2 separate regions of the Homo sapiens genome follow, and region 1 is linked to region 2. Evidence: chromatin contacts called from ENCODE Hi-C or POLR2A ChIA-PET data. All regions are on one chromosome and are shown on one strand. Each heading gives the region's core, a stretch centred on a gene start or an enhancer-like site at or near the end of the contact. The rest is flanking DNA. Distances are from core to core; before and after follow the strand shown. Region 1 holds the start of LINC02352 (long intergenic non-protein coding RNA 2352). Region 2 has its middle 57 kb from the start of TRPM1.

The links. Hi-C counts contacts between places; a loop is a spot of excess contacts on that map. ChIA-PET counts read pairs that join two places held with the same protein, here RNA polymerase II (POLR2A).
Region 1: a loop to region 2 is called in a map of CD4-positive, alpha-beta T cell, with 4 times the contacts of the local background. The contact joins the promoter of LINC02352 here to the enhancer-like site in region 2. A Hi-C loop is called at or near these places in 2 of 168 maps with a recorded cell type or tissue (CD4-positive, alpha-beta T cell and dorsolateral prefrontal cortex). POLR2A ChIA-PET finds 5 or more read pairs at or near these places in 9 of 52 experiments (GM10248, GM12878, HepG2 and 6 more).

Annotation. Positions count from the first base shown.
Region 1 is chr15:31,211,993-31,217,525 of GRCh38, reverse strand. It overlaps LINC02352 (long intergenic non-protein coding RNA 2352), which reads right to left and starts at 1,505. Exons shown (of 2, transcript NR_135834.1): 1 at 1,489-1,505. It overlaps LOC124903454 (a long non-coding RNA gene), which reads right to left and starts at 1,212. Exons shown (of 2, transcript XR_007064556.1): 1 at 397-1,212.
Region 2 is chr15:31,155,770-31,161,272 of GRCh38, reverse strand. It overlaps a transcript of TRPM1 not described here. Among named protein-coding and RNA genes, the nearest start is that of TRPM1, 57 kb to the right of the region's middle. RefSeq lists an enhancer at 1,684-2,330. Within about 2 kb of position 3,397, at least 2 of the 41 ENCODE cell types and tissues checked have a DNase peak (open chromatin) inside an H3K27ac peak, as active enhancers do.

The DNA.
Region 1 (5,533 bases), core at 256-2,755, 58 kb before region 2:
CAGCCTGGGCGACAGAGCTAGACTCCATCTCAGAAAAAAAAAGAAAAAAGAAAAATCTCAATGCCACATAGCCAGTAGTTCCTCTTCTAGGAATCTTCCATTGGTTGCAGAAAAGAACATATTCTTAGTGTAAACAGTAATTCATGGAATAATACGCATATAAAAGTGGGAGGCCTCGTTGTTAACCTTATGAGCTCTGGAGTCAGGCTCAAATTCTGACTTCTGTACTTAGTAGCTGTGTGATCCTGGGCAGGCTACTTAACCTCTCTGTGCCTTAGGCGCCTCATCTGAAAAATGCGAGTAATAGTAATAAACTTTACTGAGGTTCGTGGTGATTAAATTAATATTTGCAAAGTGCTCAGAACTAGATCTTGGCATTTGATGAATACTGATTACCCATTAATTCTTTTTATGATATCCTGACCCCGTTTCTTCCATACAAAGCAGGTTAACATGCATCCGTGCATGTTGGTATGTGCCCAGAACTGTACACACGCACCCATTAACAATGGCTGCCTGGAAGTAGGGGTAAGAAGGAAGTGTGAGTATCCATGTCCCTTTGTGATAGATTTATTTGTGAATTACTGTAACTTCCTACATCAGGCACTGACACTTGTGGACAGGTGGGTAGGTAATAGGTAGTAGCTATACACAGGGGTGAACAAGGACCAAGCAGGCAAAGCCCCTGCCCTGGCACAGGGGACTCTTCCAGGTCTAACTCAGGCAGTGTAAGAACGCCCCAAGGGGCCTGGGATGCCCAGGAGCAGGGAAAGGGACTGAGGACCGGCGCTTCCCAGTGCCAGGCCACGGCACTCAGCATTAGCCACCCTGCTCCTGGAGGTTCTGGGGCCAGATGTCCCCCCAAGTACGCACGGTCATTCAGTGAACAAGTGCTCTCATCTGGAAGCGCACACGCCTCCGGCGGGCTGAACTGTGGAGAGGGTCCAGGCTCCACAGCGAACCGCCTCCCAGCAACCGGGCTCGCCCATCGGAGGCAGAGGTCTGGCAGGAAGGGCTGGGAAGGGCGGGGTCGGTGCGGCCTGACCCCTACACCCCTTAGGCCTGGAGGCGGATGTGCACTTCGCCCATTTCAACATTTCCTCCCCGGCTGGCCTCGGCCCAGGAAAGAGGCAGGGGTGCGGTTTCCCTCCGCCTCTCCCTCAGCCCTTCTCTCCCGCACCCCTCCTCCTCCTCCCACCGCTCCTTCCTCTCCTCCTTTCCCGCACCCCTCCTTTCTTTCTCGCTCATCTCTCTGCCCTCCTTGCCCCCTTCTTCTGCCCCTCCCCCTCCGCCTCCCCCTTCCCCTCCGCCTCCCCCTCCCCCTCCCCGGGTCCTCTCCCTCCCGTTCCCCCGCCTTGCCCTCCTCCTCCTCCTCGCGGCCCCCGCCCCGGAAACCTGGCTCGCCCCGGGAGGCTGAGGTGGGGCGCGCGGGGTGGTTCAGGGGCCCATCCTCTCCGCCTCCCGCGCGCCCCGCCCGACGGCTCGCACCTGCTTGGCGGCGGCCGCTGGATTCTCGGCCTCGGGCTGAGGAGGCAGGAGGGAAAGTGGGTCAGCGCGGGGCCGCGGCAGGGCTGCTGTTGTGCTTGGAAAGGGGCCCGGGGTGCCGGAGGCCTCTCCCAGGCGCGGCGGCAGGAGCGCCCGCGCGTGACACTCCAGGCACAAAGGGGCCGGGCCGCCGCCTGCACTGGGGCTCGGGCGTGCGGGGAGAGGCTGTCGGGCGCCGCACGCATGGACTGTGTTCCCCTTCCCGGCCACGGCTCGGGGCGGCGGGGGCCCGGGGCTCTCCTGTCCCCGAGCGATGTCCCCAAGGCCTAACACCGCGAGCCGGAGCTAGCAGGCGCCCACCACGCCCGCTCTTCGTTCGCCCCACCCGGGCTAGGTCTGGGCGGCTCCCTCCTCCGGACGCTGTCCCCGCCGCCCCGCCCTGCCCCCTGGTGTCAGCCACAGGCCTCAGCAGCCTGGCGTCCTCCTCCTGGGAGCATTTTTCTGACACCTCTGGGGGACCCGGTCCCCTGACCCCTACGCTCATGCGGTCTGCCCAGGTCTTGGGGGGGCGTTGGCTCTGTTTCCGGGAAACCTCCGAGGCTGATACCTGGCAGCAGCCCTGCGGAGGACTGCCCAGCCACTCACCTCCCGACCACCGTGCACCCCAGCAGCTCTGGGACGCCGGGCTCTGTGGGTGGGCTGGGTCGGGCTGCAGACATGGGTCACTGTCCTAGAGCAAGGACTGGCTGCGAGAGCAAGGAGGGGACCAGGCCTTTGAGATGTCAGTCCCCAAGCTCCCCTCTGCTGTCCCCTGCACAGGAGCAGAAGGGCATGGCCTGAGGGTCAGGGTGCCTCAGCTGGCTTCCTGCACTGCCGCACACCTTGTCCTGTGCCCCCCGCCCCCCGCGTGCTAGGACCTCACCGTCCTAACATGCCCAGAACTCTGGCTACTGCTGGAGCTGGGCCTCCTTCCTGGAGAGCCTATCCCCTGGGTCACCTGATGAATGTTTCACCCTGTTCCAGAAGCTTTCCAAATCTCTCGCCAGAATGCCTCTCCAGCCCTTGGCTCCTGTTGCACAATCTGCATCCTTCTGTGCCCACGCCTGGTGCAGGCCTCTTCTCAGGCTCTGGGAGGCTGGCCTCTGTGAACGCTGGGCTGAGCCAGCTTCTGACCCAGGAGGGGCCCAGGGCTGCAACATTCTCACCCTGCTCCAGGTTTGAGAAGGTATTTCCATGGGAAGCTTGTGTCAAATGCGTACCCTTCCTGTGTGTCCTCACGTGTGTGCAGCAGTAACTGCACAAGGCTATAGTCGGCACTGCTGAGCCTGGGGTAGCCCCTGAGCTTGTCTGAACCCAGCTGAGTGGAGCTCGATTGACAGGCAAGTGTTTGGTGTCCCCCTGGCTTGTAGAAGGGCCGATGTTAGCTCCTGAGACCACCATGTGTCTACTGCGAAAGGACAGCTGGACACCTGCAAGCCTCCTACAGATAGGGGAAGGAGGGAATGGGGAGAAGGGGAAAATCAGTAAAATACGACCTTTTCCAGCACCTGGGAGAGAAGGTGCTCTTGCACCAAGAGCCAGACACTGCTCTCCTGGGGGAGGGGGCCATCTTTCCCGGCTTCATCCCTCTCCCTGGCCTGGGAGGGAGGAGGAGACCCCCACTGGGCCATTCCAGGCAGGTGCTCAGCCAGTGGGCACCCTGGTCAAGCAAGCCTGGGTGCTCCAAGGTGAAAGGAACCTTAAACCCATTGGACTAGGACCCCAACCTTCTTACCACCCTCATCCAGGGACCCTTGTTTTGAAAACTTCTATATATTAAATAAATGGCAATTAAAACAGAAAAATCTGTGACTTTTTTTTTTTTTTTTTTTTTGAGACTGAGTCTCTCTTTGTTGCCCAGGCTGGAGTGCAGTGGCTCGATCTAGGCTCACTGCAAGCCCTGCCCCCCGGGTTCATGCCATTCTCCTGCCTCAGCCTCTGGAGTAGCTGGGACTACAGGTGCCCGCCACCACGCCCAGCTAATTTTTTGTATTTTTAGTAGAGACGGGGTTTCACCATGTTAGCCAGGATGGTCTCCATCTTCTGACCTCATGATCCATCTGCCTCGGCCTCCCAAAATGCTGAGATTACAGGCGTGAGCCACCGCGCTCGGCCCAGAAAAATCTCTTTTGAGTGTGACCCTCAGAAACTCAGCACCCTCAGGGAATTGGGCAGGGGTCGTGGAGGCCCCTCAGAGAAAGGGAGAACTGCTGGGGGTCCCCATCATACACATCCACGTTACACTTTCCTGCAGGACTGGAATTTTTTTTTTTTTTTAGACAGAGTTTCTCTCTCGTTGCCGAGGCTGGAGTGCAATGGCACGATTTTGGCTCATGGCAACCTCCACCTCCCAGGTTCAAGTGATTCTCCTGCCTCAGCCTCCCGAGTAGCTGGGTTTTCAGGCATTCGCCACCACACCGGCTAATTTTGTATTTTTAGTAGAGACAGGGTTTCTCCATGTTGGTCAGGCTGGTCTTGAACTCCTGACCTCAGGTGATCTGCCCGCTTTGGCCTCCCAAAATGCTGGGATTACAGGCGTGAGCCACCGCGCCTGGCCTAGGACTGGATTTGAGCTAAAGCAAGGAGTGCCAATTCCTGCCCTTGATGACACATGGGCCTCACCAAGCTCTGCCCACTAGCTCTAAGCCTCTAGGATTTCAGACAAATCCTCAAATATAAACACAGAGCCCTATGGATCCTCTCAAAAAAAGCAAGGCGGGGGCCCTGCCAGTTTGGTTATGAGAAAGATTTCATTAGCTTTGTTGTATTTGGCTTTTGTGTCAGGGGCCCAGTTATCACCTTCTGGAATCTCCCTTCCTCCTTGTAAACTCCAGCTGAGTTTTAAGGCTCAGAAGTTTTCAGGCAAAGCAACATTGGATATTAAGACCTGGAAGTTGGTTTTGTTCTTTTTTTGATCAACTAGCCCTTCTTTTATGTCTGTTCGTGGCCAGACGTAGTCTGCGGCTTCACGTAGTAACATCTGATTAAATGATGCACAGCCTATCCTGGGGCCATAGACAGATAATTGCAGGGCTTAATTTTTTCATTTGATGAATAATGAAAGCTTTGCTCATTTTGTATGTGTGGGAAAGAGACAACTTTAATATATTTGAACTTGCAAATGGCTTTTTAGTATTGCTGTCCTGACACACTATAACACAGCCCTGATTGGTTATCTACGAACCTTTCAAAACAGAACAGGCGTTTGGTGCCAAACAGGGCAGGGTGTGGAAAGGAGGGATTCCCTGCCTGTCCTTTTATGTAATGTAATGCACATACATGGCAGAACAAATATTTCTTCCCTAAACACTACATAAACAGTATATCCCACAAATGATCATCATTTGTCATGAACGGTCTCATCATATTCTAATGTCTTAGGGCTGCTACCAGGCTTTTCTCAAGCAACAGAAGAAATTATTCCTACTCGTATTGCTTCTTTTTTCCAACTTCCCTGCCTATGAGCATGGGGGGGAATAGAAAGGGCTTGGCCCAGGAGCCAGCGGGGAAGCTCTAGTTCAGCAATGAACTCTGCTGTGACTTGGCTGTGTTACATCACAGGACTCACTTTCCTTCTTTGGGTTTCGATTGCTTTATCTGTCAGTGGGCAGAAGAGTAATTCCTCTTCCCTTCCTCTCTCCCCTTCTCTCCCTCCCTTCCTTCCTTTCTTTCTCTTTATTTCTTCCTTTCTTTCTCTTCTTTCTTTTTCTCTCTTTCTTTCTTTTCTTTCTTTCCTTCTCCTTCCTTCCTTCCTCCCTCCCTCCCTGTCTTCCCTCCCTCCCTCCCTTTCTCTCTCTTTTTCTCTCTCCTTCTCTCCTTTCTCTCTCTCTTTCTCTCTTTCTTTCTTTCTACAAGATCTTGCTCTGTCACCCAGGCTGGAGTACAGCAGCGTGATCACGGCTCACTGCAGCCTCAACCTCCAGGGCTCAAGCGATCCTCCCACCTCAGCCACTCAAGTAGCTGGTACTACAGGCGTGAACCACCATGCCTGGCTAATTTTTTGTATTTT
Region 2 (5,503 bases), core at 2,148-4,647:
TAAATCTCTTCCCTCTAAACCTTTTGGGGATGGAGGGATTAAGCCTGATTACAGATGTTGGGGGTGGTAGCAGGAGTCGGGCAGGAGGGGCCACCAAAAGCCAGCACATGCTCCTCCTAGGCTGAACCAGCCTCCGGCCGGCCTCGCCCCAGGATCTCGGCCCCCTCGCCCAGTGCGTGGGGCTGCCGCCGAGTGTGGGGCTGCCGCCGAGTGTGTGGCTCCGCTCCTGCCCACCCAGGGAGGGCAGCCCCTGTGCCACTGGCCTGGCCACCCGAGGGAGTCAGCAGGGTGGCTCACAGGCTCACTGAGAGAGATGAGCTCCTTCAAGCGGGGCTCGCTCAAGAGCTCCACATCAGGGTCGCAGAAGGTGAGTGAGCTTTGCCAGTGGCCTGCGGGCAGCTGGGCGGAAGGGCAGAGGGACACTGGTCTCCAGCTCTGTCATCTCAGAGTGCTGGCCCAGCGGGTCCTGTCCTCCCAAACTGTGCTGGGTGGGCATGGGGCATGGGGTGTTCAGAGCTCTCACGTCAGGGTCCCTTCTCAGAAGGTGCCCTATGTTTCCTGCCACGGTGTCCAACGCCTGTGGTCTCAGTTGCTCCCACCTTCGAGTGGCTGTGGCAAACCCGGGAGGCGTCTGAGTGGCACAAATCCTTTCACCATTCCAGAGTCAGCAGTTGCGGAGTTTTGCATCTCTTGCTTTCCCCACGAGGGTGGTGCCCCTTAGTTCTCTCTGCTGGACTCAAGCTCACCCTCTGTTCTGCATCAGATGTTTGTGTGGGCCATGGGGACCCAGGGATGACTCAGGCTTGGGCCTCGCCCTTAGGGGATGGGGTCTGGCAGAGGAAAGCAGGCAGCAGCATCTAACAGGAGGGAGGGCCAGAGGGGCCCTAAGTGAGAACCTGGGAGGGCAAGAGGCTCCCAGGACTAGGCACCAGCTGTGGGGAACGGCCTCTCCCAGGAACCCCAGACAGGACCTCCCACAGCACATGCTGATTTGAATCTTAGGTGTGCTTTTCCTAGGTGACTCTGAGCCAGCCTGGGAACTGAGCACCCAGGGCTGCCTTAAAGGACCACTTGAGCCCAAGGAGACTGGGCAGGCCACCACCTCACCCTAACTCCCTGACTGCCCCTCGCATGCAGTGGGAGGCAAGCCCAGACCACACCGGAAGCCTCTGGACACCACTTGCATGCCCTGAGGGCTCAGTGGGGATCTCTGCTTCTTCCAGGGGGCTGCCCATTGTGCACAGAAGGGTGGGGGGAGGCAGCAAGGGAGCTGGCAGAGCGGCAGTAGGTGCAGCCCTTGTGTGGGCTGGGGAGGATACAGCCCCCCAGCTGGCACTTACTGAGCACCCACGACATGCCCACCAGTACCCCAGAGCTGGGAACGGAGCCGCTGAAGCAGTGTGAGCCAGGTGACCACACTCAGAGAGGTTATTTATCTGGGCTAAAAACAGAGCCCTAGGCGGGAACTGCTTCCCATCCATACCCAGCTCACCAGGCTGCAGTCTCCCCGTCCATAAAATGGGGCAGAAGCAGATGTTGAACCAGGTGTTTGCAAGTCTCTGACATCTCATGAACCTGAAAATGCAAATAGAAAAAATAAAAGGCTCTTTAAAAAATAATAACAATAAAGAGTTAAAGCTCGCCTCCATTCCAAAATGGGAAAGATCCATCCTTGGGGCTCAGTGGGGGACAGGCGCATATATCTGCTTTTGTGCGCATGTGTGAGAGTCAGCATTATTTTTAGAGACAGCACATACCCATGTTCTTGTGTAAGTTCACATTCGCAAATGCACTGCTGCATTTGGCAGAAACAAGAGACATGCCACTGGCCGTGCAGCCCGGGCCAGGTGGCTCCACGTGACCTCCTCCTCCCCAGCACAAAGCTGGCCCACACTGTTCTTGCTGATAAGCTCTGAAAAGGAACAGGCTTTTGTTGTTCTTGAATTTGATGTCACCTGTTCACCTGTGCCCAGTGTACTGCTGTATGTTTGGTGCCTTGAAATTGCAATGGGTAGGGTCTGGGAGCAGGGAATTCAGCAAAAGGGGAGGAGGGGAGAATCACTTCGATTTTGGTCCAGACTGAAAAACAGCACCTCCTTTATACCCGCACACGCACAGCCATTCCTACAGGACCTCACACTGCATTACTTCAAGCCCAAGGACGAAGGTGACCTCCTCCCCCTATCTGAGGTGATCCCATGCTGTGGTGGGGTCAAAGGTGTTTGAACCAGAGCGACTCCATTTGAGTGAGGGCTGGGGAAATGGGGCTGGGACTTGCTGGGCTGCATTCTCAGAAAGTTAGGCATTCCTCGTCTCTAGATGTTTACAGTTATGGCAACAAATTAATAATGTTTACTAAACAGACCCAGACTTGGGAGTGTCCAGATATCTGGATATCTGGAGAACAAAGGGATTCCTAATTTTGCTTTAAAGATGATAATATTGATTCCTGCAAAATATAATAATTAAGAAAATAAATCCTTTATCACAAACCCTTGTAGCAGAACACATCTCTCCGTATATATGAGTATCACACCTAGGGTGGACGTGTTCCTCCTTTTACTTTTGGGAACGTCCTACTCTGTCTATGGAGTAGCTGTTCTGCTGTTCTTTCACTACTTTACTCTTTTTTTTTTTTTTTTTTTTGAGATGGAGTCTCACTCTGTCGCCCAGGCTGGAGTGCAGTGGCGCGATCTCAGTTCACTGCAACCTCCACCTCCCGGGTTCAAGCGATTCTCCTGCCTCAGCCTCCCAAGTAGTTGGGACTACAGGCACCTGCCACCACACCCGGATAATTTTTTGTATTTTTAGTAGAGACAGCATTTCACTGTGTTAGCCAGGATGGTCTCAATCTCCTGACCTCGTGATCTGCCCGCTCCGGCCTCCTAAAGTGCTGGGATTACAGGCGTGAGCCACCGAGCCCAGCCTACTTTACTCTCTTAATAAACTTGCTTTTACTTTGCACTGTGGACTCACCCTGAAATCTTTCTTGCACGAGATCCAAGCACCCTTTCTTGGGGTCTGGATCTGGACCCCTGTCCTGTAACAGTGGTGCATGCCAAACTCCTACAAAAACTTGTAGGAGTTAAGAACCTTGATGGCACAGTTTGCCCTAAGGCCTATTTATAAAAGCCCTCACTTAAGAAGTAAAATTATTGGTGGAAGAATGAAAGACAATACCTCTGGCTTTAAGGAAGCCATTCTTAAAGAAGTACTAGGAAACAGCCGTGAAATCACATGAGCATACAGTGGGCTGTTTTCATTCTATCTCGTTGCACACTAGGCCCTTCATTGACGCAGCAGCTCAGTGTCGGTTCCCGGTTTCCTAATCGAAAGCAGCACCCCTCTGCACCGTGTTTGTTGAAACACACCAGCTGCCCTGTGGGAAAAACAAACACAAACTGCACTATGTACGAGTCTTCCAGGGTCATCTCGCCTGGCCCTCTATTTGTACAAGGCAGATCTGACCCTTTGTCCTTGGCTGGCCAGCTCTTCCCAGCTCTGAAGCTCTTCCCTTGGTCTTAGACCAACTGGGGTGCACAGCGTGGAATCCTGAGGCAGTGAGCAAATCCCTGGGGACACTGGGGACCCTTGAGCTCCATCCCTCAGCAGCCTGCTGCTTGGAGGCCCCACTGGCCAAAACAGTCCCTCTTCCAGGAAAGACCTCCAAGTACTCATGCAGGAGAAGAAAAATGAGATTCTGCCTTGCACTTTTATCCCTGTCTACATTTTTTTTGTTGTTGCTAAAAGACACATAAAGTCAAGAGTCAAAGTTCAAGATCCTAAATACGATTAATAATAGGATAGCCCAGCAATTGTACCCATCTGCCTTAGACAAATTCTAGCACATGTGTACAAGGAAATGTGCAAAAATGCTCACATTCACATTCATGCTGTAGAAGACCAGAAACAACAAACAGTTCATTCAAAACAGTATAGGTAAGCTTTTGTTTATTCACATAATGAAATACTACACAGCACTTAAAACAAATGAACCAAGCCACCTGTATCAACATGGATAAACCTCAGAACATACTGCTGGATTAAAAAATAAGCCACTAGCCAGGCGTGGTGGCTCACACTTGTAATCCCAGCACTTTGGGAGGCCAAAGCGGGCAGATTGCTTGAGTCCAGGAGTTTGAGACGAGTCTGGGCAACATGGTGAAGCCCCATCTCTATGAAAAATACAAAAAATTAACCAGGTGTGGTGGAGTGCACCTGTAGTCCCAGGTATTAGGAGGCTGAGGTGGGAGGACTACTTGAGCCCAAGGAGGTCAAGGATGCAGCGAGCTGCACTCTAGCCTGGGCAACAGAGTGAGACCCTATCTCAAAAAAAAAAAAATAAATGTAAGTACACTATTTATAGAAAAATCTAAAACAAGGGAAATCCAAAATAAATACATACATCTCTTCAAAGTGGAGATGGTTAGCTGTATCTATAATGTTGACAAAAATAGTCAAACTCTGTGAAACATTTAAAGACATTTATTCTGAGCCAAATATGAATGATCATGGCCCAAGGCACAGTCTCAAGAGGTCCCGAGAACATGCGCCCAGGCACTGGGTTAGAGCTTGGCTTTATACATTATAGGGAGACGTAAAAGATCAGTCAATACATGTGAGGTATACACTGGTTCGGCCTGGAAATGGGGACATATTGTGGGGAGGGTGGCCCACAGGTCACATAGGTGGATACAAAGGTTTTCTGGTTGGCAATTGGTTGAAAGAGTTATTATCAAAAACCTGGAATCAATAGAAAGAAGTGTCTGGGTTAAGATAAGGAGTTGTGAAGTTCAAAGTTCTTATTATGTAGATGATGTCTCTTAGGTGGCCACCCTTAGAGACAATAGATGGCAAATGTTTCCTGTTCAGGTCTTTAAAAGGTGCTAGACTCTCAGCTAATCTCTTCAGCAGTGGGAGGGCCTAGAAGGGGAAAGCTCTATTATGTTAATAGAACTCTTTACAGCTGCAAATTTTCCCCCACAAAAGATGGCGGGCCATTTCAAAATATGGCAAAGAAACATATTCTGGGGTAAAATATTTTGATTTCCTTTTTTTTTTTTTTTTTTTTTTTTTTGACAGAGGTCTCGCTCTGTCACCCAGCCTGGAGTGCAGTGGTACAATCTCGACTCACTACAACCTCCGCCTCCCAGGTTCAACTGATTCTTGTGCCTCAGCCTCCAGAGTAGCTGGGATTACAGGTGCCCACCACCATGCCTGGCTAATTTTTGTATTTTTAGTAGAGACGGGGTTTCACCATGTTGGCCAGGCTGGTCTTCAACTCCTGATCTCAAGTGATCCACCTGCCTTGGCCTCCCAAAGCGCTGGGATTACAGGTGTGAGCCACTGCACCTGGCCGATTTCCTTCTTTATCTGTCATGTGATGTTATGCCATAGTCAGGTTGGAAAGTAAGTCACATTATATACAGTTAAATGAAACCCAACTGATGAGATTTTATGGTCTGTAAGGCATGACTCCCCAGTCCCTTAGATAGGAATTTGG